2 separate regions of the Mus musculus genome follow, and region 1 is linked to region 2. Evidence: chromatin loops called from intact Hi-C (ENCODE). Cell type or tissue: heart. All regions are shown on one strand. Each heading gives the region's core, and the rest is flanking DNA. Links, peaks and the distances in the headings are about the cores only. Region 1 holds the start of Fam126a (family with sequence similarity 126, member A). Region 2 overlaps Fam126a (family with sequence similarity 126, member A).

Region 1 (16,557 bases), core at 5,097-13,096, 53 kb after region 2:
AAGAGGTTTTATTGGAAGGGAGAGACAAGGTAGTGGCAGAAAGAAAAGAGGGGGGGAGAGAGAGAGAGAGGGAGGGGTGTTCTTATTTATAGGGAGAATGACATACAGGTGAAGGTGGGAGGTGAGCCAAGTGGATGTTGGGAATATGGTGCCTGTTGCCTTGGCAACCCGTCTGCAGGTCGCAGGTCTTGCTGTCACTTATGTGATGTCATAGGTTTGGGAGGTCCTGATGACAAAAGCTAAAGTATGTAACAAAAAATTGATACATGGCTGTGGCAACTTAGTATGCTTGGTGACCAGAGGGTCACAGTCTTCAAAGAAATGGGCCTGAGCCAAAAGACACACCGTGCTGCCTCTGCTGGCTGCACCACAGGCAAAATAAAGCAGATAATACTGAGCTGCAGTAGTAATTACAGTAATGCAATTAGCTCAAATTACCGTCATACTAGACACCACTGCACTGGGTCTTCCTTTTTCTACCTTGAAAACACAACCAGGTCTGTTGGTTGCTGCTCCTGTGCCCTTGCGAACTTAAAACTCCTTAAACACCTTCTCTTTGTCAAACCAAACAAACTCAATCAAACAAAATTTAGCCATTTGCCACTGTAGCACTATACTGGGGAGCTGGCAGAGGAGGCAAATAGCTACTCAGTTTCTCTGCCATATCTTGCCTAGAGGAAACATAAAATGTCTAGGGGGGTTCTTGGGAATAAGCAAGTGACAAATGAAGGGATTTAAGATGTTGCTGTGTACAAGAATATAAGCCATCTCCATTATTTCTTAAGCTGTAGTAACAAAGTAGAACAGACTGCAGGAATTTACATTCTCAAGGTGCTCCAGGCTAGAGTCTGAGATAAAGGTGGGTTCCTGCTGAGAGCCAGGAAACAGGACTCTGCCTCCAGCTTTTCTCTCTGACATGGAGGTAGCAGCCATCTTCACATCATGCCCCTCTTTAATTGCCATGTGCCTGGCTCTTCTTTTTTTGTATTAATTCTTAAATATCATCCACTTATTCAAATTTATTAACTGCCCACTAGGTCCTACTTGCCACAGAAAGGATATGACATAGTAGCTGACTTAAGGGATTCAGTCTATTAGTGCAGACAGTAAACCTAAAACAGCAAAATCGAGTACTCCTTAATCCCTTTTGAAAGAAGTCAAAACAATCAGGGTGAAAGCAATGAAATAAAACAATAAAGGTAAACGCTCGTTATATAGGTTAAGAATAGGAAACACAGAGCAAGTATGTTCCAATCATTTTGCCATCCCTCCCATCCTTCCTCTTACCCAAACATAACAACATACAAAAATGCAGTCTTCAAAGCACAGTTGTTTCAACTTAACGCTTTTTACATTTTAAGTGGCGGTTTTCACTGCTGGGGACAAAAGCAAGAGGGAAATATCAAGAGATCCAAATTCCAATTAACTCGTGGGTTGAAGCTTTGGAGTGAGTCACTGCCCTTTAGTAACTTGGAATGGGATTTAACCATTACAGAAGTCAGCCAGTGGAGCCCAGATGTTCAATCAAAAGTGTTGAGCAATGAGGCAATACAATGAGAAAATGCAAGGACACACTGTTAATGGCATGAATGCCTACAAACGAAGCATAATTTTAAAACACAGCAGATCCAGGTTGCCAGTGTAGCTTAGGGGTGCAGCACCTACCTAACACGTGAAAGACCCTTACCCTAGATTCATTCTCTACCACGTCAGTAGAAAATAGGAGACAACATATCTTTCCAATCAGAAACTTGGTGGTGGGTCTCATTAATACAGATGTTTGTCTTAATAGTTATAGTAATCAAAGCACTATGGCTGTGTTGACAATCAATTTGGTTTAATAGACAAGTATAAAATAATTTAAAAAATAGTCTCCAATAATATTAAGTTTTATATTAATAGAACAAAATGTTGCTTTATCACTGCATAAGAAGCTAAAATTGGTACAGCAAAAGTTTTTATGTTGGCTCCACTCAAAGTGCTTGAAAGTTCTATAAGGACTGTTAATCTCCAAAGTATTTTAAGCATTTCTGTTGTTTCTGAAGGAAGTGATTTTTTTAAAAAAAAATTAAAGCCTGCTCAAATTTTTTTTTACCAATAATTAATTTGTGGTTGGTAGAATTCCAATTCAATAAATCAGGCTATATTATAATTAATTCTTGGAACGTCTATACTATGAAGACATGGAGAATTTCTGTTCCAATTGCTGTTTTACAACCAACTCAGTCTTATTTCCATGTTGCTGCTGACCTTTCTAAGGAGTGACCTAATACTGCAAAACATATTTATAGCTCTCATGGAGAAAACAACATGTTTTACTCTTAGTTTCTTAGTCTTTCTTGGCTGATCCTTTTTCTAAAATCTTCTCAACCTAGCATTAACTAGTGAACTGGCACACTGTAGATGCTCAAGAAAAGATGAGTCTATAAGGTAACTAATATGAAATCAACCATTTGGACAACCAAGAATGTGGTCCAGCATTTAACAGCATCAGAAGACCAACTCTTCCAATTCCAAGGCAACTTCCATCCTAAGTCACTCTGTACCGACATTCTAATGCAGCAGCCTCATCTATTGCATCCAGCTACTTGCCATCAGTTGCTCCCTTAATCAACCCTGTACCAGCTAACTTTGGTTTTCAGCATAAACTCCCACAGCCTCCGAGGTAGCCAGTCAGCCAGCTCCTCTTCCAGGTTCATGCTTTAACTTTGCACCGTCTCCTCCTTCCATGCTGAACTACCTTGACCTCACAGATGATAACACTCTGGTTTTTATCATCTATGTGACTGTTTTCTGTTTCCTATGCATGACTAAGTAATCTGTTTGACTTGCATGTTTTGTTTTGTTTATTAGATTTTTTTAAAAATTTACATTACAAATGTTATCCCCTTTCCTGGTTTCCCCTCTGACAACCTCTACCCCATCCTCCCTCTCCCTGCTTCTATGAAGGCGCTCCCCCCACCTATCCACCCACTCCTACTTCTCCAGCCTGGCATTCCCCTACACTGAGGCATCAAGCCTTCACAGGACCAAGGGCTTCCCCTCCCAGTGGTGTCCCACAAGGCCATCCTCTGTTACAACTGCAGCTGGAGCCATGGGTCTCTCTATGTATCCTCTTTGGTTGATGGTTTAGTTCCTGGGAGCGGGAGCTCTGGGGGGGGGGGGCTGATTGGTTGATATGGTTGTTCCTCCTATGGGGCTGCAAACCCCTTCAGCTCCTTCAGTCCTTTCTCTAACTCTTCCATTGTGGACCTCATGCTCAGTCCAATGGTTGGCTGTGAGCATCTGCCTCTGTTTTTGTCGGCTCTGGCAGAGCCTCTCAGGAGACAGCTATATCAAGTTCCTATCAGCAAGCACTTTTTTTGTTTGTTTGTTTTCTTTTTTTTTCTCTTATTTTTTTTTATTACGTATTTTCCTCAATTACATTTCCAGTGCTATCCCAAAAGCCTCCCACACCCTCCCCCCCCCCCAACTCCCCTACCCATCCATTCCCATTTTTTGGCCCTGGCGTTCCCCTGTACTGGGGCATATAAAGTTTGCCTGTCCAGTGGGCCTCTCTTTCCAGTGATGGCCAACTAGGCCATCTTTTGATACATATGCAGCTAGAGTCAAGAGCTCAGGGGTACTGGTTAGTTCATAATGTTGTACCTACAGGGTTGCAGATCTCTTTAGCTCCTTGGATGCTTTCTCTAGCTCCTCCATTGGGGGCCCTGTGATCCATCCAATAGTTGACTGTGAGCATCCACTTCTGTGTTTGTTAGGCCCCGGCCTAGTCTCACAAGAGACGGCTATATCACGGTCCTTGCACCAATCGCTTGCTAGTGTATGCAATGGTGTCATCGTTTGGAGGCTAATTATGGGATGGATCCCTGGATATGGCAGTCTCTTGATGGTCCATCCTTTTGTCTCAGCTCCAAACTTTGTCTCTGTAACTCCTTCCATGGGTGATTGTTTCCAATTCTAAGAAGGGGCAAAGTGTCCACACTTTGGTCTTCCTTCTTGAGCTTCATGTGGTCTGTGAATTGTATTTTGGGTATTCCAAGCTTTTGGGCTAATATCCACTTATCAGTGAGTGCATCTCATGTGTGTTATTTTGTGATTGGATTACCTCACTCAGGATGATATTCTCCAGATACATCCATTTGCCTAAGAACTTCATGAATTCATTCTTTTTAATAACTGAGTAGTACTCCATTGTGTAAATGTACCACATTTTCTGTATCCATTCCTCTGTTGAAGGACATCTGGGTTCTTTCCAGCTTCTGGCTATTATAAATAAGGCTGCTAAGAACATAGTGGAACATGTGTCCTTGTTATAAGTTGGAGCATCTTTTGGGTATATGCCCATTAGGGAAATACAAATCAAAACAACCCTGAGATTCCACCTCACACCAGTCAGAATGGCTAAGATCAAAAACTCAGCAGATGCTGGCGAGGATGTGGAGAAAAGAGGAACACTCCTCCATTGTTGGTAGGATTGCAGACTGGAAACCAGTCTGGCAGTTCTGCAGAAAATTGGACATAGTATTCCGTGAGGATCCAGCTATACCTCTCCTGGACTTGCATGTTTTAGGTTCTGCTTCTTGCTCCACCCATTTCTAAACCACTGTCACCTTCCCCTCCATTCCCTTAGCAAGGCCAACCTCATGCTTCAGAATCCCCCAGAATGGTCTCCCCTCATCTAAGTCTGTGTGCACTCTCAGGACAATGCCGTCACTCCGCCTAGCACTCTGTCTGCAGCACCCAGCAGCTTACAGATCACTGTGAACTCTGACATCCTGGACAGAAGGGTAAGCAACACATGCAGCTGGCTCAGAGAAGTCTGAGTGGGAACTTCCTACAGCAGATGGGGAGATGGGCGTGGATACTGTCAGAATCAACACTCTAAACTCTTCAGTTATATTTCAAAGTCAGGAGTTTAAAAAGTTCATAACTGTTTGCCCATTAAGCACTTTTAAATCTTAAATTCTTCTCTTAAATTTGCTAGCCGACACATTCCATCATTCTATTGTTTTTGTTTTAAGACAGGGCGCCTCAGTATGTGGCCCAGGCTGGTCTGATAGGCTCAAGTACTAGCTTCCACCTCAGCCTCCAGACTAGCTGAGACTGACTACAGACATTCATCCTAGTGCCTGGCCCTTACACAGACATAAACAAAAATAAATATAAATCTTTCAATAGCTGAAACTCAACAAGATTTTCATAGAATAAATTTAAGAACTCCTACATACTGTGTTTATTAAGTCAAATACAAATTACTGGATAAATTCTTAGCATGAGAATGAGAAACTAATAATGTTCATCAAGTAATCAAAAGATTCATTGTTCAAGAAAACGCCAAACAAATTTAACATTTACTACTGAATGCTACATTGACACAAAGCTCGAAGAGAACAGACATTTGGACCATAGTGAAAAAGCACTATGTTTTCCAAACTCATAGATCTCTGATGTACAATACTTTAACAGTAACCTTCTTAACAACATACAAACAGGACTTGGGAGTACAAATTAATTTTGGGACCCAACAAGTCTGGGTCTTAAGCTTTACTTTTGTCTGGGCACATGGTTTAAACTGTTAAACATATTGTATATGTTGTATACAAATCAATCTTAGTTTTCCCATCTCACCTCACCCACTTCAGAGTCATCTACTACTATCACTGTATTAGGCAATACTCATTAAGAGGAGCAGAAGAGACAATATCGACACAGAAGAGACGAGGAATAATTATGATGGGGGTACAAAAATATAATTATACAAAGAAGAGAAACAATAAGGTTTCACGTACGTGATCATGTTTATTTTTCAATAATAAGAAAAGCAAAAGGTATCTAGTCAGAAACATGCTAGGGAACTGATGTAAAGTGCAAGGACTGGGCAGATGGATGGCTCAGTGGGTCACGTGCTTACTATATGAACTAGGATGAGGATCTGAGCTCGTCTCCAGCATACTCAAGTAAAGACTGGCATGCCTGCGATCTCAGTGCTGGAGGTGGAGACAGGAGAATCTCGAGGGCTTTGCTAGCCTACCCTAATGGACTAGCAGCAGATTCAGCAAGAGACCCTGACTCAAAAAGTAACATAGAGAATGACTAAAGAAGCCTACTGGTGCTGACATCGAGCCTATGGGGGGTTGGGGGGACATATGCAATGCACAGACAACAGAAGCTGTGATTTTAGACAAAAATTGTCTTTCAACTCCCTACACTTAACTTTAGCTGAGACTTAACATCTGAGTCCTATTTTAACTGTAAAATAGGAATGATAATCCCTATTTCATAGAGTTTACAATTAAATTTAAAGTACTTAGAAAAGACTTAAGCCCAATTTGAGATCTCCACAAACACATTTATACAGCTCAACTATTTTCAACCTGCCAAGGGCAGAAGGAAAAGCTCCTCATGTCCTTTGCTCAGACTCTCTCTGTATTCAGAAAACAATGCACTACAAAGCTTATGGGCCGGGAGAATGGTGCACTATGAGATCATCCTCATACATGTCAGAAACAGGCGACTATCAAGAAACTTTATCTCCAGAACAGCACCAGAGTCTACTGGAGACGTCTACAACCACCCATCAACAGGTTAAAACAGCGACACATGCTCATCTCAACATTCTGAGGGCATGTGATCAGATTTAATATCACACCTCAAAAAAAAAGACAAAAGAGCATTTTAAAAACAGATCTTAAGTAAAGTTTTTGAACGTCTGACTATGTAGCCCTAAAGGTTTCTTGTGCACCACGGATTGTCGTCTTGGGATTGTCTAGCCTACCACAGGGTTCATTCTTGGAGAAAACAGATTCCTCCTCTCACAAACACCGACTAATGCCTGTAGCTCTTCCTTCATGGAAGAAACCTCATGAGAATTCCCCCATCCACACTTGACATGTCACTTGGTACAGTTATGTTTTGGTCTGGTTTAGGAAACCATATTGTTGCGATTTCCTGGTGCACACGTGATTTCCATCATATATGGAAGACACTTGTATAGCAGACATTCCAGCTCTGTCCTCTGACTCCTAGCAATCTTCCCATCCCCTCTTCCATGATGTCCTCTGAGCCATAGGTGTGGAGGATATGTTGAAATGCATTAACTGGGGCTAAGCACCCGGGTCATAATCAATTGCTAAATGTCCTTCCTCCATTCAGATAGGCAGCCTAACTCTGGAGGACTAAAAAGAAGCCTTAGCAGCACTTGCATTTCAAAAAGAAGCAACAAACTGCTAATTCCCGTCCAACACAACCCCGCCCCCCAAAAAACCCCTGACAAAGCCTTCCACAGTGATACCACAGGTCTTCTTCTGAAGAACCTCTGTTCTCACAATACTAGGATGCTCTCTTCACTTTTTTGTGGACCTTTAAAGGGCACTTTAGGAAACCAATCTTGGTACTACTGATAACTGACAATTAAAACAAAGAAATACAGTCGTCATTATCTTGTTTCTTATTAGAGATGTTGCCTTCAGAAATGTATTTCTTACTGATCACCGTTGTCTCCGGCTCCCCAAGGACTAACTAGGATTAATCACCTCATACCCACCGGCAGAGGTTTTGCCTTGACGCTGCTCTTTATTCATGCATGCACAAACATGAAATTCTTTCGACCTATGCTCTACTGTGGGGGGCTTCTTATAAAAGACTTACTTTACATGTCTGAGTGTTTTTTTCTGCAAATGTGTGTGAAAAACACGAGTGCCTGGTGCCTCTGAAGGTCAGAAGAAGGCATCTAATCTGGAACTGGAGCTAAGAATGGTTGTGAATAGCAACCATGTGGGTACTAGGAACCAAACCAGAGTCCTCTGCAAGAACAAGTGCTCTTAATTACAGAGCCAGTTCTCCTGCCCCTCAAGTGGTTTTTCAACCATGTTCACACATTAAAAATATCTAGGAAATCAACAATATGTTTAAAAACATAAACTTTACAGGAAAGTATCCAATACCAACAGAAAGTGTTCCCTAAGAATCAGAAGGAAACAAAGGATACAAACAATCTTAGGAGGTGATATGTGGGTTTGTTATTTTAATTGTGGCAATGATTTTATAAATATTAACATATTAAATATTAAGTGTCACAATTGAAATATGTATGTATTATACTTCAGAGAGTTCTTGTTTAATTAAATGCTGTTGTCTAGGTCCTATCCTGCCCTTGCTGGAAACAGGGTGGGGAAGGTTCCTTCTGAGAGTAAAAATTTTAAGTTCTGCAAAATACTATATGTGGCCAAGACAGAGAAATGCTATTCCATAGCCAGCATTTTCTCCTTTCTTTCCTTCCATTTTCTTGAAAAGTCTCACTCACACATCTCTACTTTATTGCCATAAGTAATCTTATGACTGGTTTTGGAGCTACACTCTTAAAAGTCACCTATGAAGATTTCTTAGGCTTGATTACAAATAGGCAACAGGATGCTGAATAAAAGTGAACTAGAAGATATACTTAAACTTATTGTCAAAATTACACCATTCTTTAAAAATGTAACCAAAGGGGATTTTATAAAATAGAAGAATAAAAACAAACAAAAAAGTAGAAAAAGGAAAGCAGGGTCCTTCAGTATGGCTCTGGTGGTAAAAGCTCTTGCCACCAAGCCTGATGAAAGGAAAGACAGAACTCTGTCTGCATTGACCCAACCCAGTCTCCACCTGGCATGCATACCCAGAGACTGTAGCTACTGATTATTAACGGGATTTCTAATTTGTTTCTGGAAATAATGTTAATAAATCAAATGACTGTAAAATGAGTCAATTGTAGAGTCTGGTTTCTAAATACATGCTGGGCTTCCCCCTTACTACTAAAGTGAAATTATCTGAATACTTGATTTTGATACCACTCCTGACAAAGAAACCTTTCCCCTTTCTTGTCCTTCAGTGTACTTCAAAAACGTGATACAAAGAGTCATCTTATAAACCTTAAAATGTATTCACCTAAAGGGGAAAAGTGGTCACAAACGATCGGGGGTGGGGGTTGGGGGGAGGAGGCTGGTGCCATTGGCAACAGAGCAGTCCTAGGAAAACACACCTCCCAGAACTATCGCATTGTTTCAAGGTTACCCTAATCTTTGTGGCTTTATGTAGATAAAAGTTGTAACAACTGAAAACCTCAAACTGCAACGCGTGGCATGAACCACAGGGCTGGCACATCTCCTGCAAAACCTACCTTGTTACCCAAAGGACACCCAGTGTACAGAAAGCCAGTGTTACCCTGCATGCAACCAGTAGCAGTCTCTGTATCGCAGCAGCACTCCCCCTACCTGAGCAGTGGAGCCGCTGCCCGCGTGCAATAGCGTTTTATCCCAGAAGCGATTCAGTGCAGTGCAAAACCACTAGGGCCAAATTCTTCAGGAACCTCTAAACTCTAAAGGTACAAAGCAAACACATGCACGCTGCAGGGCAGAGACCCAGTTTTGCTGAAGCTTGCAAACCTGGGGTGTTTTCGTGCGGGGAGGGGGGGGGCAAGGAAGGAAAAAAGAACGAAAGGAAGAAAAGAAAGAAAAAAGAAAGAAGCTTACAAAAAAACAAAAACAAAAAACCGTTCAGTGGACAGAAAACCCTGTCGATCCTCGAGGGCGGTCACAGCAGCCGCAGAAGAGGCAGAACTCCAGGGTCCAGCGCGGCGCAGGCAGAAGAGGAGCTCTCCTGGTGGTGGACAGACAGACCGGTCTGGCACTCCGAACCCCCAGCCCCACGGGATTCAAGACCCGAGCGAGCACCGCTCTGAAGAGCACCGGGTCTGCGGAGCCAGCGTGGGCGGCGAGGCCAGGCTTTGGGCGGCGCGGACGGGTGGGCAGTGGCCATAGGCTACGGTGGGCTCTGTGCTAGGCCGACCCTGGGGCACCCCCAGCTCATCGCCCAACCGGGAACGGAGCCTCGTTCACAGCGGGCAGCCGGCCGCGGCCAACTTAGGGTTCTCGGGCCGCGCCTCGCGCGGGAGCCGTTACCCGCAACGGGCCGCCGCCCCAGGACGAAGTCCTACCCGCCGCCGGCAACAGCTTCAGCCCCGCTCCTCCCAGACCAAAGAAAGTTCTCGGTCTCCCGGCGCCTCAGGGGCCGGCGTACGGCTCGCGGCAGACTCACCAGAGCAGCTCCGGACCTACCGCGGCCTCCCCCCACGACCACGGCGACCACGGCGACCACGGCGACCGGGCGACTGCGCTCCGCCGGCAGCCGCGCCACCTGCCCCTCTCCTTCTAGCAGCACGAGTCCGGGCGAGCCATCTTCCCTCCTCTCTCTGACTGACAACCCAGCCCGGACAGCCGCCACTGCCGCCAGCCTCTCTGACAGGCACCACCAGAGACCCGTCCCCAAGCAGCCAACCACCACCGTCCCACACTGGATCAGCCTATCACTGACCCCCAGGGTGGGCCCAGAACAACTTCTCCACCAATGAGAATCTGAAACTATTGATGGGGGGGGGGCGATTTGAGTGGGCGTGGTCTGCGCGATGGGCGTGGTCCGGGAACGCCCAGGGGAGACGATTGACTGTGTGGTTAGTGGTGACAACTAAGAAGTTCCATGAAGGTCTCAGGATCTCTCTGAGCCCTTTAGACCTTAAGTCTTACCAGATGCTTTAAAACGTAATCAGAAAAGGACAGCAAGCTGATATTCAATTACTCGAATCATTTCCCAAAAGTATATCAAAATTTGACCGGATTCTGGGGGGTGTGTGTGGGGTGTGTGTGTGTGTGTGTGTGTGTGTGTGTGTGTGTGTGTCTGTGTGTGTGTGTGTGTGTCTGTCTGTCTGTCTGTCTGTCTGTCTGTCTGTCTGTGTCTGTGTGATTTCGGAAATAGCAATTAAAATACTACCTTTTCTTATGTTCATTGCTTTTGACTTTAGCCTTGAAAATTTCAAATATGGTGTCTAAAAGACAACTGAAGAGTTAAAAAAAATATTACTGCTTTTGCACCCATGTGGAAGCTCACAACCTCTATAACTTCAGTCTCAGGGGATCAGTAGCCCTCTTCTGGCCTCTGCCCTCATCCAGGTACACATGCACCTAACACACACACACACACATAAATTAAAAGAATTTTAATAGTAAAAGGGAGGATGGAGAGTTGGCTCAGAGCTTAAGAGCACTTGCTGATCTTCCAGATGAATGGGGTTCAGTTCCCAGCACCCACATCAGGACTCTAGTACAGCAGATCTGACACTTCTGGCCTCGAAGGTATCTGCACACATATGGTACACATACATACATACACACTCAGCCATACATATATACACATTAAATAAATAAATATTTTTCTTTAGAAAAAAATTAAGTATATTTCTCTACTTTTTTCCATAAGCCATTTTTCGTCTTCCACACCTACTTATCCTACAGATAACGTTTTATATATATATATATATATATATATATAGCCAATACAGCATATGCTCCGAGCTCCCCCTATTACAACCCTCTCAACTCAAATCTGGTTGAATTAGAAAGAAAGAGAGAGAGAGAGAGAGAGAGAGAGAGAGAGGAAGGAAGGAAGGAAGGAAGGAAGGAAGGAAGGAAGGAAGGAAAGAAAGAAAGAAAGAAAGAAAGAAAGAAAGAAAGAAAGAAAGAAAGAAAGAAAGAAAGAAAGAAAGAAAGAAAGAAAGAAAGAGAGGAAGAAGGCAAATTTCAACCTGGAAGAAAGGAAGTCATTCTAAGTTAATGCTAGAGATGACAAAATGTCTCCCAAAACACTAAGCAAGTTTTTAAAACATACCAAAGAAATAATAAGCACATATTATATACATATACACATACACATATACATATATATATATTGAACATTGTATATACATATGTATATACATACATGAAGTCAACCAGGCCATGTTGTTAGGCTTCATTAAGCACATTGCAAAAACAAGATGATGGTGTTAAATCCAACACAACCATGCCCAATGGGCAAAAAGAACACAAGGCAAGAAAAATGAAGAGTTCCACAGGGAAGATGTCTGAGTCTATCTGAAAAGATGGGTACATCTGAGATGAAAGGGCAAGCCTCTACTCCCAGCTACCAGCACATGTTTGAGGCTAGCCTGGGCAACTTGGTAAGAGCCCATCAAAATTATTTTTACAAAGGGCAGAGGGTAAAGTTCAGCTGTAGAGCACCGGCTGGTATGTGCTAAGCCCCAAGTTCAATATTTAGTACCAAAAAAACCAAATGTTTTAAGTCAAGGGCCATTTCAGAAAGAGAGCAGCATGCCCTAAGTCACAAAGTGGCCAGGAAGCACAAGAACGAGTGTGGCGAAGGGTGAAAGGTCACACACCAGCTTACAGCAAAACTAGCTATAGGCATGATAAAAGATGCTTACACCAGCACCATTCACAGTGGGGCCTGCAATGCTGGGAGTGGTCTCTATGGCATTGTCCAAAATGGCAACAACTCACTAAATCTGGGTATTGAGCACTTGGGATAGGGTATGGTTTGGGTTTTGGTTTCTTTTTGTAGAGAATCTCTTCTAAGCATCATCTGTCAATAAAAAATGTCTATAGCCAATGAGTTGAGGCAGGAAATAGGAGGTGGGGCACTGGCAAGATGAAAGAGGATTCTGGGAAACAGGAGAGGTATAAAGAAGAGATTCAAGGGAACCGCTGAGGAAGATGCTAAGGAAGAAGCAGGTCTGGCCTGAAGGAGAGGTAACTAGTCATGCAGATAACATAGGATGGTGTGAATGGGTTAAATGAGTTATGAGCTCGTTAGAGAACAAGCCAAAGCATATGGCCAAGGCATTTTATAATAAGTAATTAATCTCAGAGTTGACATTCCAGGAGCAGAGGCTTCAGGAAAAAAAAAATGGATTTTTTTTTTTTTTCAGAAAGGGGAGATTCACCTGCGAATATGTGGTGAGATGGATGCCTGGCACCTGAGCACAGGTAACCAGCCATGTGGCAGAATGTACATTCAAGTAAATGGGTTAATTTAAGTTATATCTAGCCAGAGAAGAGCCTAACTATATGGACAAGGTATTTGTAAATATATTTTGTGTCTGAGTCTTATTTCTGGGAGGATGGGACTAGGAAGAAGAACTAGACCTAACTTCTACATCTTAAAAAATTTATTGGTGTGTGTGTGTGTGTGTGTGTGTGTGTGTGTGTGTGTGTGTGTGTGTGTGTGTGTGTGTGTATGTGTGTGTGCATGTGTGTGTATGTGTATATGTGTGTATGTGTGTGTGCATGTGTGTGTATGTGTGTGTGTGCATGTGTGTGTGTGTGTGATACATGTGCATAGGTGTGTATGTGCTGTGGTATAGAATTGTTTCTCTCCTTCCCTCTCTATATGAGTTCCAGAGATCAAACTCAGGTGGTCAGCCCCTTATGGCAAGTGCCTTAAAGCAGTAAGCCATGATGCCAGCCCAGGAGCTCTGGTTTTAATATAATTTTAATAACCTAGGGTTTATGTTAAGTGTGGGTGGAGGTATTTGTTTGAGGCTTTTAGGAAACATGGTTTCACTGTGTAGCCTTGAGCTGGCTTCCTGCCTCTGCTTCCAGGAGTCCACTCCCCTGTGCCGCTCAATGTGGCCAATATAATGTTGCTTTGAAGGTAAGAATTCAGGCCAAGTGTGGTGGCACACGTGTTTAACCCCAGCACTTGGGAGGTAGAGATAGGTAGGTCTTTGAGTTCAAGGCCAGCCTAATCTACAGAGTGAGTTTCAGCAGAACTGGGGCTACACAAAGGAAATCCTATCTCTCCTCTGTTCCTCCCCCCCCACATTAATTTAGAAACAGTTGTGTCTATTGTGACAGGAATCTTCACAGACCAACCCTGTCTCTGGCAGAGAACTGACATGATCATTTCTGTGACCCTGGGACAGATAGACTGTGGTGAGCCTGCCCAAGGCACAGAGACAGGAAGATCCTCCTCCTGAGAATGACCTCATCATCAAGGCCTGGGGAGTGGGGGTGAAAGGTCAGAGAGAGGAAGAAATCCAAAGACTCAGCTAGGTCATCAACTAGATGAACAAGACAATGTATAAGACACTCATTCCATCAGTTTTACTGCCCATTGGTCATGCTGGTCACTGATGCCCTGATTAAAGGAACCTACGGAAAGAAGGATGGGAAGTGGGAGGAGATCTTAGCTTCTTGAACTGTCCAGGCACTTGATACATCACACACAACTGAATGTTAGAAACCTACAGCACAGATAGCTAAATAACAATCATGAAGAGTCGATGGTAAATGAGATGACACAATCAATTCATTGCTTCCAGCAGAAGAGGAGCAAGCCCTTCAGTGAAAGATGATGAGGGAGGAGGGAGGCTTGTGCAGGAGGTATCAGCTGGGCTGGGTCCTGAAAAACAATGGGAGGAATTTGAATCAGGAGAAAAAGTCAGAGGAGGAAACTCCTGATATGTCTGGGAAACTTAAGAGAAGTGGGCCAGCACAATCAGCGTCTGAGGGCACTGGGTTCAGTACGGCACATTGTACCCTGAGTACAAGTATAAGAGTGAGAAAGATAATATTCTCCCTCTGGTCTCTCTCTCCTCACTAGAATCACTTAGGATGCTTTCCAAAAATACTAATGCTCAACCAACCCAACTGGAGAATTGGGGAGCAGGGATGAGGTCAAGGGTATAACATCGGAGCATCTGTCTAATGCTAAATTCAGACTGTGTGGATGGACTGACCAGAGAGACAATGAAGTCTAAGTATACTTTAAAGACGTTTGTTTTCTTCCTTCAGGAAGACAGGACATAGTATGCTGCCAGACTTCACTTCCTCTTCTACAGTCACCAGCCAATACACAGTCAGCATGTGCCTTCCTCTAAGTCAAAATCAAACCAAAGAACACATTGCTGTTTGCATCTACTTTGCACCACAACTTGTACACATTAGTTTCTAATAATAAGAGTCTGATAATAAGTTAACTGCTACACAGAACCATTTGTATTTTAGTAGCAAAACGGCAGAGGGGAGGAAGCCTAAAAGAACATTCTGTTTTAAAGGGGAAATGCTTTCAACCCACTATATAGAAGTCATCGTATTTCAGGCCCTTCCTGCTCATCTCACCCAGTCTCCAGTGTCTGTGGGGACAAGTTAAGACTATTAAAATGGTTTTACCATCCTGACAGAGGGTCTCTGAGAAGGCCAGTTGAGCATTTCCCTATGGTACTATATCCCAGGAACTTCAAGAAGAGGGGTATCTAAAATATATTTCCATTAAAGTTGCCTGGAAACAAGAAAATGATGTGACTTTTTTAATGAAAAGAAAGAATTTTATTTTGAAAACTGTGGGAAAGCCAGGCATGGTGGCACACACTTCTAACCTCAGCAGGAGGGGGAGGGGCAGGAGAACCACCAGAACTCAGAGCCACTGTGAGTACCAGGTCAGCAGGGGCAGCAAAGTGAACTACTGCATGAAACAACCAAACAAACAAAAGGCAGTAAGTTTTGCTTCAACAGTGTGTTAAACATATTACAGTCTAAAACTTAGTGTGCCTAAGAGGTAATTCAGGGTCTTTACAGTGTCAGAGGCTGAACCAGATTCCCATGGGACCATGTGACCATATGACCTGGGGCAGCAAAACTTAAGAGGTGACTCTATACTTGCACCTTTTAAGATCTTGAATTGACAATTGGAAGTTAAAAATCAATCACACCGTGGGGAGTTAAAGCTAAAACATCAGGGAGTAAAGACTTCAGAAGGCAAAAGAGGGACAAATTAATGAACAAAGTGATGTTGGGAGGGAGAGACGGACCTGTGCAGCAGAGGGCACAGAAGACAGGCAGAGCAAGTCACTGTCATGAAGATGGGGGCACCTAAGACCTGTACCCAGAGACCCTGAGATAGTCTGTTTCCTGTAGCTGTACTGGATCAGTCCACACAGTCCCACCCTGTCTTTGCATCCCACATCTGGGAGGGCCATCTGCAGTTACTCACACAGCCCCTAAGATTCCCATCTCCATCATGTACAGCCCTCAATACAACTCATCCTGGTTGCTTTGGGAGAAAGCAGTAAGTGGATTCCCAGAACTGTGGCCTGTGATATGAAATACATCTGGGGTTTTTCCTCATTCCTGGTTAGTAACTCTTATAATCCTGGTATTTGCCCTTTTGATTTTGGTTCTAAGGCAACTTTGAAATGACATGAGAGGGATAAAGGAGAAAGCCAGTCCCTTGTCATGCTGGTGTGGTTCCCTGGGACTAAGTTGCAGGCTTCAGCAAAACCATTCTTTCTGACCTCGTAGCTTTCATTCGCCTGTTCCTTTCCTCCCAAAGGCCAGCCATACAAATTAGAAACGATCTCTAGTCTTTCCCTGCTTTTCAGTCCTAGAGCTGGCCGTAGGGACATACTCTTACATTCCCTGTCTCATAGCAGACCCTTAGACCCCCATTTTGGAAGGATGTTGTCATACACCTGGGAGAAAAGAGTGCCGCCCAGAGACACCAAGAGGAATCTGAACAGACAGGCTTTGCTGGGTTCCCCCCTCTGTCTGTTAGCAGTAGACCATGCCTGTCCAGTCACACTTCTACATGCCATGACTTCAGTCCATGCTTCAGTCATGCTTACGCAACAGACTCCCATGAGAACCCAGAAGGGCAGGCTTCGGGAACGTCTGGACTGAACGTGTG
Region 2 (8,000 bases), core at 1-8,000:
GAATCTTTTTATCATCCCCCCCCCACTTTTTTTTCATCTAAGAAGACAGTACTTAATCACTAAGCAAATTATGACATGGACCACTTTTGCTGATATTTTTGTAACATAATTACAATTCTCTTTGAACTATGTTATCTTGCTTAGCTTTAAGTATCATGGTATCCAATAAATAAAAACATTTTATAAGCCAAAATTATATATAAAAAAAGTAAACTGCTTGCTGTAATAACTTGTGACTGTACTTTCTTTGGGCTCAATATATTTAAACTGTATCAATCTGATTCTTCCATAGAGTACAACATTCTAATACTTTCAAGGTATTTGCTTTTGATAATCATGTTAGAAAATGTAAAAATACATATTACTTCTTATTTATAATTCCTTTTCACAACCTTAAAAGCTTGTAATCTTCTAAAATGTATGTCAAAATAATTTAGAAGTAGTGCTAATTGAAAGTATCCAAATATGTTGGTACCTAAGAGGCTGAAGAAGGGGCCTTTTGAGTTTGAGGCCAACCTGGACTACTACATAGCTTCTTCCTCAAATTTAATCCCTCCCACCTCTGAAAGGAAACTAAACTATTGCTAGCATTAAACATTTAGTATGTGCTAGAGCCACAAGCAGGGTAACGCTCAGAAGCTCCACTTTAGAAATATGATTTTCATTCTTTTTTACTGTCAACACTTTCCTGATGCAAACGGTTTTAAGTGTAAATAACCAAGAACACAAGTGGGATCTATTTCCTATTTTGACATTAACAAGATGAAGTAAGATACGAGGTATTAGATAGTTAAAATATACTCATTCTAACAATGACATGTCAAGTACTAGTGGGCACCTCCCACCTCCACAGGAACAGCAGCAAAACAGACATTCTGTCCGAGCTCTGTAACATGTGCATGCGTTCACGCCTGCTAGCACTCTCAAACTAAGCACATTAATTTCAAGTTGAGAAAATTCAAAATTTAAGTTTTAGAAAAGGACTATTATTTGAATGGCAAATTATCCAATTTAAATTTACCAAGAACACAATTGCTGGATAGCTAACAAAGCAATTCTTATAGAACGAAGTCAACCTTTGGCCGATTTAAACTCAGCCTTTATGTAGCACTTCAAAGTATACAAAATGCTCTTTCCTTACTGCCCCCGTGACTGGACAGACACACAGAGGAAAGGGGACAGAGATGACAACGACTTGGGGGTTCAGTGGATCTTTAGATACTAGCTGACAAAGTTTTCCATGCTCATTATTTGCAACCACTTGCCAGTCCCCTAACTTAATTAGGGGACTTAGATAAAATGGAAGTGTGATTTCAGTAACCATTTCCAAAGAATGGAAAATAGCTTATGTTGTTCCCATGTGGGTAATTTTTTTTAAAGTGGAGGAAGAACGAGTCACAATGGTGTTGGTTGTGGTAAACAAATAAAGACAGGAGTTCCGTTTGCTCTGGGAGAGAGAGCTGTGAGAAGGGAGCCAGGTGAGAAGGACAGGCAGTGAGTGGAATCCCAGTGCCTGCAGCTCTGGGGTCAAGGTTGGAGTTGCACATCTGCCGCTAGTTTCACAGACACTCACATGACCACAGAATGAGGTGCAAAGACATGCTGTGTTTTCCTTTTCTTCCTATCTTTTTTTTTTTAAAAGAAATTATTTCCCTCACCCAATACCAGATCAGGTAAAAGCGTCCTATTATGACTGCCTTCTGAAAGACCCAACAAGCAGCTGAAAGAGTCAGAAGGAGTTATTTGCACCCAACCAATGGGCAGAAGCTGCTGACCCCTGTTGTTGAATTAGGTAGGGAAAGGCTGGAAGAAGCTGAGAAGGGCGATTCTATAGGAGGCCCAGCAGTCTTAATTAATCTGGACCTTCGAGATCTTTCAAATTCTGGACCACCAAACAGACAGCATACGCCAGCTGATATGAGGCCCCCAACACACATACAGTAGAGGACTTCCAGGTCTGTGTCCACTCAGAGATGAAGCACCTAACCCTCAAGAGACTGGAGGCCCAGGGAGATTAGAGGTCAGGTGGGGTAGGGAGGAGGTGTGGGATATGGAGCAGTCGGGGAGTGGATGGGGAACAATGGGGAATGAAATATGGAATGTACAAAATAAATTAAAAATAAAATTAAAACATTTTAAAAGAAAATATTTAAGTAAAACTGCCCTTATTGTTTTTTTAAATAATGCTACTGCTTTTATAAATATCTTAGCTTATCTTTCTTATCAGAATTTTCATTTTTTGACTATTTTTATCATTACAACCTATTTATCTTAAAGTTCCTCTCTTTAAGTGTACTCTTATTTTCCTTCTTCTACCTGCCTTTTATTTTCTACATAGCTGTCAACATATAAGTGCTTTAAAAATCTATGTTTGAAAATATACTTTTGCCTTGAATTACCCATCACCACAAAATCCAGGAAACGACTGGCTTGGAAAGTTACATTATCATCAGATAAATAAGGACATTAGCCATGAGGTTATAAAAAGTCAAAGCAGGAACTGTGCACTCTAAGTCCATTTCCACATTTAAGAGCAGACACAGACACTCATGAGTCATTACAACTTTCCCAGAGACTTGAAGAACTTGAAAGACACAACACTGAACTAAACTGATTCATTACAATATTAAATTCACCAAGTAAAAAATGTGGAGATCAGGTCAACATGCAATTAGTTGTGTAATACATTTCTTTAAAAAGAAATGTTACTGTTACTACTCCACTGTGTTGAAATCAGGAGGAATTATGATCATATGTGAACCCCGGGCCTTCAGGCCACTGTGGTGCTGCTGACAGTGGGTGACTGAAGACATCTGGGTCCTGGAATGCCAGCAAATGTTAAGATGAAAGTAGGTGCTGCCTTCATTAGGATATTTCCCATAGCAATATGAGCCGTGGGCAATTCTTGAGGAAAGAACACCACACTCATTTCAGAGCATCCAGAAGTAATTTAAATGGTCCAAAATAAATAATAAAAAACAGACCATGAGTTTGGACTAGAAGAATAGATTGTACTAATAGTAGAAAAGAATCAATGTGATGAATTGCTTAAATTGAATGTCTTTGTTTGCTATGTGTAATCTTTGATGACTCTGATACACATACAAACCACTATGCCTACACAGCTTACCTGAGTGATAAAAAAGGAAGAAAAGTCATAAAGAAAACCCTGTCTGCCTGCTCAGTGGGAGCAGCCCCCACCCACTCCTTCCTCTAGCCTGATGTAAAAAGAGGGATAGACGGCAGCAAGGACAGGAAAGTGCACAACAACAAGCCAAGGTCAGCCACGAGTCACACGTCCATCTGATGAGCTTGAGAGTCACCTGGGACACTGGCCTCTGATGGATGCTTGTCTTCTAGGTTACAGAGTGGAAACCCACCCACCCTAGGTAGTAGCATGCTCTGCACTGAGGCTAAGTGGTGGAAAGAAGAAGGTGAGCGAGCACTCTCCATATGTCTTCTTCCTAGCTGCCTTGCCTGCACTCCTGCTATGTGATGACTGCACCCTCCAACTGTGAGCCAAAAGAAACCCCCTTTCCTTAAATATGTTTTCAGGGTATTTTTGCACAGCAACTGTGGTGTTTTGAATTGGCGGGATGTGGGTTTATGTATGTATGTATGTATGTATGTATGTATGTATGTATGTATGTATGTATGTATTGTTTTCCTTTGGGGGTTGGTGGCAAGGGTAGAAGGTGGCTAAGAACAGACAGGGAGATAATGAAAATAGGTTCATATATTTGAATGCTTGGTGTCTGGTGGGTGGAAAGGTTTGGGATTATGAAGTGTGGCCTTGTTTGAGATGAGTCACTGGGAGTGAGTGGGCTTGGAGGTTTTAAAGCCCATGCCATTCCCAGTAAGCTCTCTGTCTTCCTTCCTTCCTTCCTTCCTTCCTTCCTTCCTTCCTTCCTTCCTTCCTTCCTTCCTTCCTTCCTTCCTTCCTCCTTCCTTCCTTCCTTCCTTCCTTCCTTCCTCCCTCCCTCCCTTCCCTCCCTCCCTCCCTCCCTCCCTCCCTCCCTCCCTCCCTCCCTCCCTCCCTCCCTCCCTCCCTCCCTCCTTCCTTCCTGCTTGTGGATCAGATGTGAGCTCCCAGCTACTCCCCAGGACCTTGCCTGCCTAACCGCTGCCATGTTCCCCATGAAGACCACGGACTTTTGGAACTGCAAGACCCCAGTGAACTCTATCTTCTATATGTGGCCTTCATCATAGCGTCTCCTCCCAGCAACAGAAGAGAACAAAGCTCAACAGAAAAGATATGCTTTAGTCCTTGTCACATGTGGAAAACAGAAGGAGTCAGGAAGACAGAAGCAGACAATTCCTTACAGTGAGTGCTGCTTTTCCTGCTCCATCCAGGCTCCATCACCACTCGTGCATGGTTACAAAGCCCTAGCCCTTCCTCCCATGGGGATGGCTGTGGCAGAGTGGGGAGATGAGCTGAATGGAGCGCTTACCCAGGATCCCATCAAACACAGGCACTCGCAGTCTTCAGTCATGACCTCAAGTGACCTCGATAGTACTATGCTTCAGAAACATGACAATACAGAATGGCCACTGTGGCTCACGCTGGGATCTACATGTCCTTTCATACTGTTTCTTAAGAAATGTTTTACTTTGATTTTGTTACAGAAAATACAATACATAAAATTTTACATATGAAGAAAATTTTAAATCTACTTTTAAATCGAGATTGTCTATATATTTAAGAAGTATACAATGATAACCATCCTCTCCACAAGAAACTACTGCCTGTTCGAAAGCAGAACAATAATATGTCCAGGCAGAAATCACAGACATGCAGAAACATGGAAACTTCCTGAGCAATGCTTCAGGAACGTGTGGTTTCCACGTGGCTTGGGTGCTGGGTGCTAGGTAAGCCTAGTGTGGCAGTGTGTGAGGCAGGGGACCCTTCAGAAGTGGGGCCCAGTGCAAGGTGTTTAGGGTATTTTGTTACTGCAATAGAAACACAGGAAGCCAGAATAAAGATTAAGACTAACTATCCTTGAGAAGGATGCTGCAGCCTACCTATAAAGAGTCAAGTAAGACTAAGCAAGTACCATTTATTACAGCCCAGTGGATGGGAGTCATTCACATCCCAGAGAGTGAGAACTCAGGCGCTGCAGCCCACACTCTAACTGCTCATGAGTGTGCCTCTTTTCTTTTGATAGTCCATTCTCTTTTATATCCTCAATTATGACACTTTTGCTATCATAAACAGGAGGCACTCAAGTGCAGTGAAGCTGAATAAACATAAAGGAACAGGTAATGCAAGGGCTTCTTTAATGAAGTTGTAGCCTGAGACAGTCTGCAAGGGGCAACCAAAACAGATCCTAGATCCACAAGGGCGTCAGAGACCCAATATATGTAAGGACTCTTTTTTCTTGTTTTGGTCATTTTTTTTCCTACAAAATGTTTCTGAAAAGTAATGTCCATCTTGTTAAAGGATATGTATTTCTTTCTTGAAAATCCAAAACTGCGCGTGTGCGCACAGTCAGTCACACACACACACACACACACACACACACACACACACTCGAGGGAGCTTCAATATTTCTCATGTTTGAATTGTGCAACCCACATTCCCCCACCCACTCCCCATGTAAACACTGAGAAGGAAGGCAGAAGCGCCTGAGAACCCCCTCTTACACGCCTCTGCTCTGCAGCAGTAGTTTGGGAGTGCTCTCGGGGCCAGTGCAGCCCAGTCTGCTGCACCTGCGCCTGCTTTCACACGGTGAGGGGGTGTCCACTAAGTTACTTTCCTTCTATAGTTTATTCTCATTTAACAGCATAACTTCACTGAAGAAATGGAAGGATGTTTGGACTCGGCATGTTTAAATGGATTTTGTATGCATTTTGTAGTTGCCTAATAGCAAATATCACAAACTCTTTTATGACTCCCTGTTGGACCTTGAGGATTCACAGAGTAATTTTAAAAATGAGTAGATCAGCAATGGCCCTTGGTTAAACAGTAACATCACCCTCTTTCCCGGCATATTCTTTCAGAGTGTCTGAGGGGAAGTGGCAAGCCTTCAAGGTCAGGATCAGTTTTCTATGTTACAACCTGTGACATCCTTCCCTTTCCCTTTCCTCTGTGGGCCACCGGAGCGCGGCTATGACGCAGTCTCCCAGGCTGAGCTGCCACTTTCACGGCAGTGCAGAGGAGGAAGAAAGCAGAGTGGGTCTCTTAACCACGTGCACGGAGCACGCACGGGGCAAAGCGGTGCTGACGGTCATTTTTGAGGAAGGTGGCGTTACTCGTCTGACTCTCCTCTTGGTTAGAGAGGAGAGAAGGTATAACAGGAAGAAGGGATGGAATAAGGAGGAGATTAAAGGAGAAGAGAGGGAAGTGGCAAAGCACGGGGATGCATGGTGAATGCACTTAACTTCCAGCAACACTTTAATACAGTAAAATAAAGCAGGTAAGAAAGAAAACTAATATAATCTTGAATGAAAATGAATTTGTAAATCAGAAATGTCTAGTGTATCGACAGCATGGCACTCTTTACCAGGGAGTTCCGACAGAGTGGAAGGTCACTGGTGGGTACTTCTACTCCAACACGAAAAAACTTGCATTGTGATGCCTGACTGAGCAAGAGACTGTCTGCGATTGCATACAGCTACCTAAGATTGGCAACCTAAAGTACCTTCCTGCTCTACTGCAATAAGTAAACTTTAAGTATTCTTCATTCATATGCCTAACACAAGAAGTGTCACACTCTCGACTGTGTCCCTGGATGAGAACCTAGGGGCTTTGTTTACTAGGCTCCGACGGTGCTTTCCTAAGGTTACAGGGTCTACCACCACAGCTGCAGAGCGCCATGGGAAAGAGCCAGCCGTGCTCGGACCCGAGGAGTGCTTACCATGTCTTTTCCACCTGTGACCTCGTATTGACATGCTGGTAACTGCATTTCTTGATATTCTAGAGGAGGTTGGTGTGATCTCCACTTGAATACACCTTGTACCTTCCTTACTAGATTTCATGGCACCATGAGGCAATGAAGCCTTTATTGCATTAGCAACCTACAAGGAAAAAAAATCTTTAAGATTGGTAAATAGATGCATTATTTACTTTTAGATAAAATATAAGGCTAAGCATTAACAAATTCACAAGGAGAATATTTCCCCAAGGTATTTCAATATGATGATACCTAACCCTCCTAAATAGGGGGTAAGAGAGCCAGACAGATGCTTATACTTCAAGACACTATGAAGGAATGCACTTTGTGATTCGTAAATATTAAACTAGGTTTCTTTCTCAGTTGCAAATGCTAACTGACAAAGATGTGTTAGTAAGCTGAAATTCTGATAAGCAGAAGAGAGTATGATCAGTTAAATATCTTAAGTTAGTTTAATTAAATCTCCAAATTTTATACAAGTGCTTTTTGTTTGTTTGTTTTTTGAGACAGGGTTTCTCTGTGTAGTCATGGCTGTCCTGGAACTCACACTATAGACCAGGCTGGCCCCGAACTCAGAGGCTTGCCTCTGTCTCCCAAGTGCTGGGATTAAAGGTGTACACCACAAGCAGCTTATACAAGCATACACACACACACACACACACACACACACACACACACACACACACACACACACACTGTCTTCATGCATGCCAGAAAAGGGCATTGGATTCCATTAAATATGATTGTAAGCCACCATGTGGTTGCTGGGAATTGAACTCAGGACCTCTGGAAGAATAGACAGTGCTCTTAACCATTGAGCCAACTCTAAAGCCCCATACAAACACATTTAAATGTGATATTTCTTATTAAAGGCATTTCATATGCTATGAATTACTTCTCAATGCATAGTTTTAAACTAAACAATTATAAGTTAAAAATTGCATAATTAAGTGCAGAACCTACCAGCAGAGGCTCTGGATACAATTCTAGCTGGGCTCTGTATATAATGTCATCCAGTGCTTTCTGAGCTAGATCCCATTCTCCATTGTATCTGCAAAATATGGGAGTTAAAGCATTATTTTTAATTTATCCTATATAACAAAACAA

What was found. Peaks named below come from ENCODE experiments on the same cell type or tissue, not always from the same donor. Only the 100,000 strongest peaks of a DNase experiment are listed, where the experiment ranks them.
Region 1: a loop joins it to region 2, with 2.1 times the contacts of the local background. A loop is called at or near these places in 2 of 42 quality-filtered maps.

What each region holds. Positions count from the first base shown.
Region 1 is chr5:24,020,402-24,036,958 of GRCm38, forward strand. Fam126a (family with sequence similarity 126, member A) reads right to left here and starts at 10,289. Exons shown (of 11, transcript NM_053090.3): 1 at 10,078-10,289. In heart, for the core only: a CTCF peak has its summit at 9,279; DNase peaks (open chromatin) are centred at 9,240 and 10,290; H3K4me3 peaks cover 2,228 bases; H3K27ac peaks cover 2,068 bases.
Region 2 is chr5:23,972,631-23,980,630 of GRCm38, forward strand. Fam126a (family with sequence similarity 126, member A) reads right to left here. Exons shown (of 11, transcript NM_053090.3): 9 at 7,857-7,944; 10 at 6,858-7,017. Among named protein-coding and RNA genes, the nearest start is that of Fam126a, 54 kb to the right of the region's middle. In heart, for the core only: no CTCF peak of the experiment used is centred there; no DNase peak of the experiment used is centred there.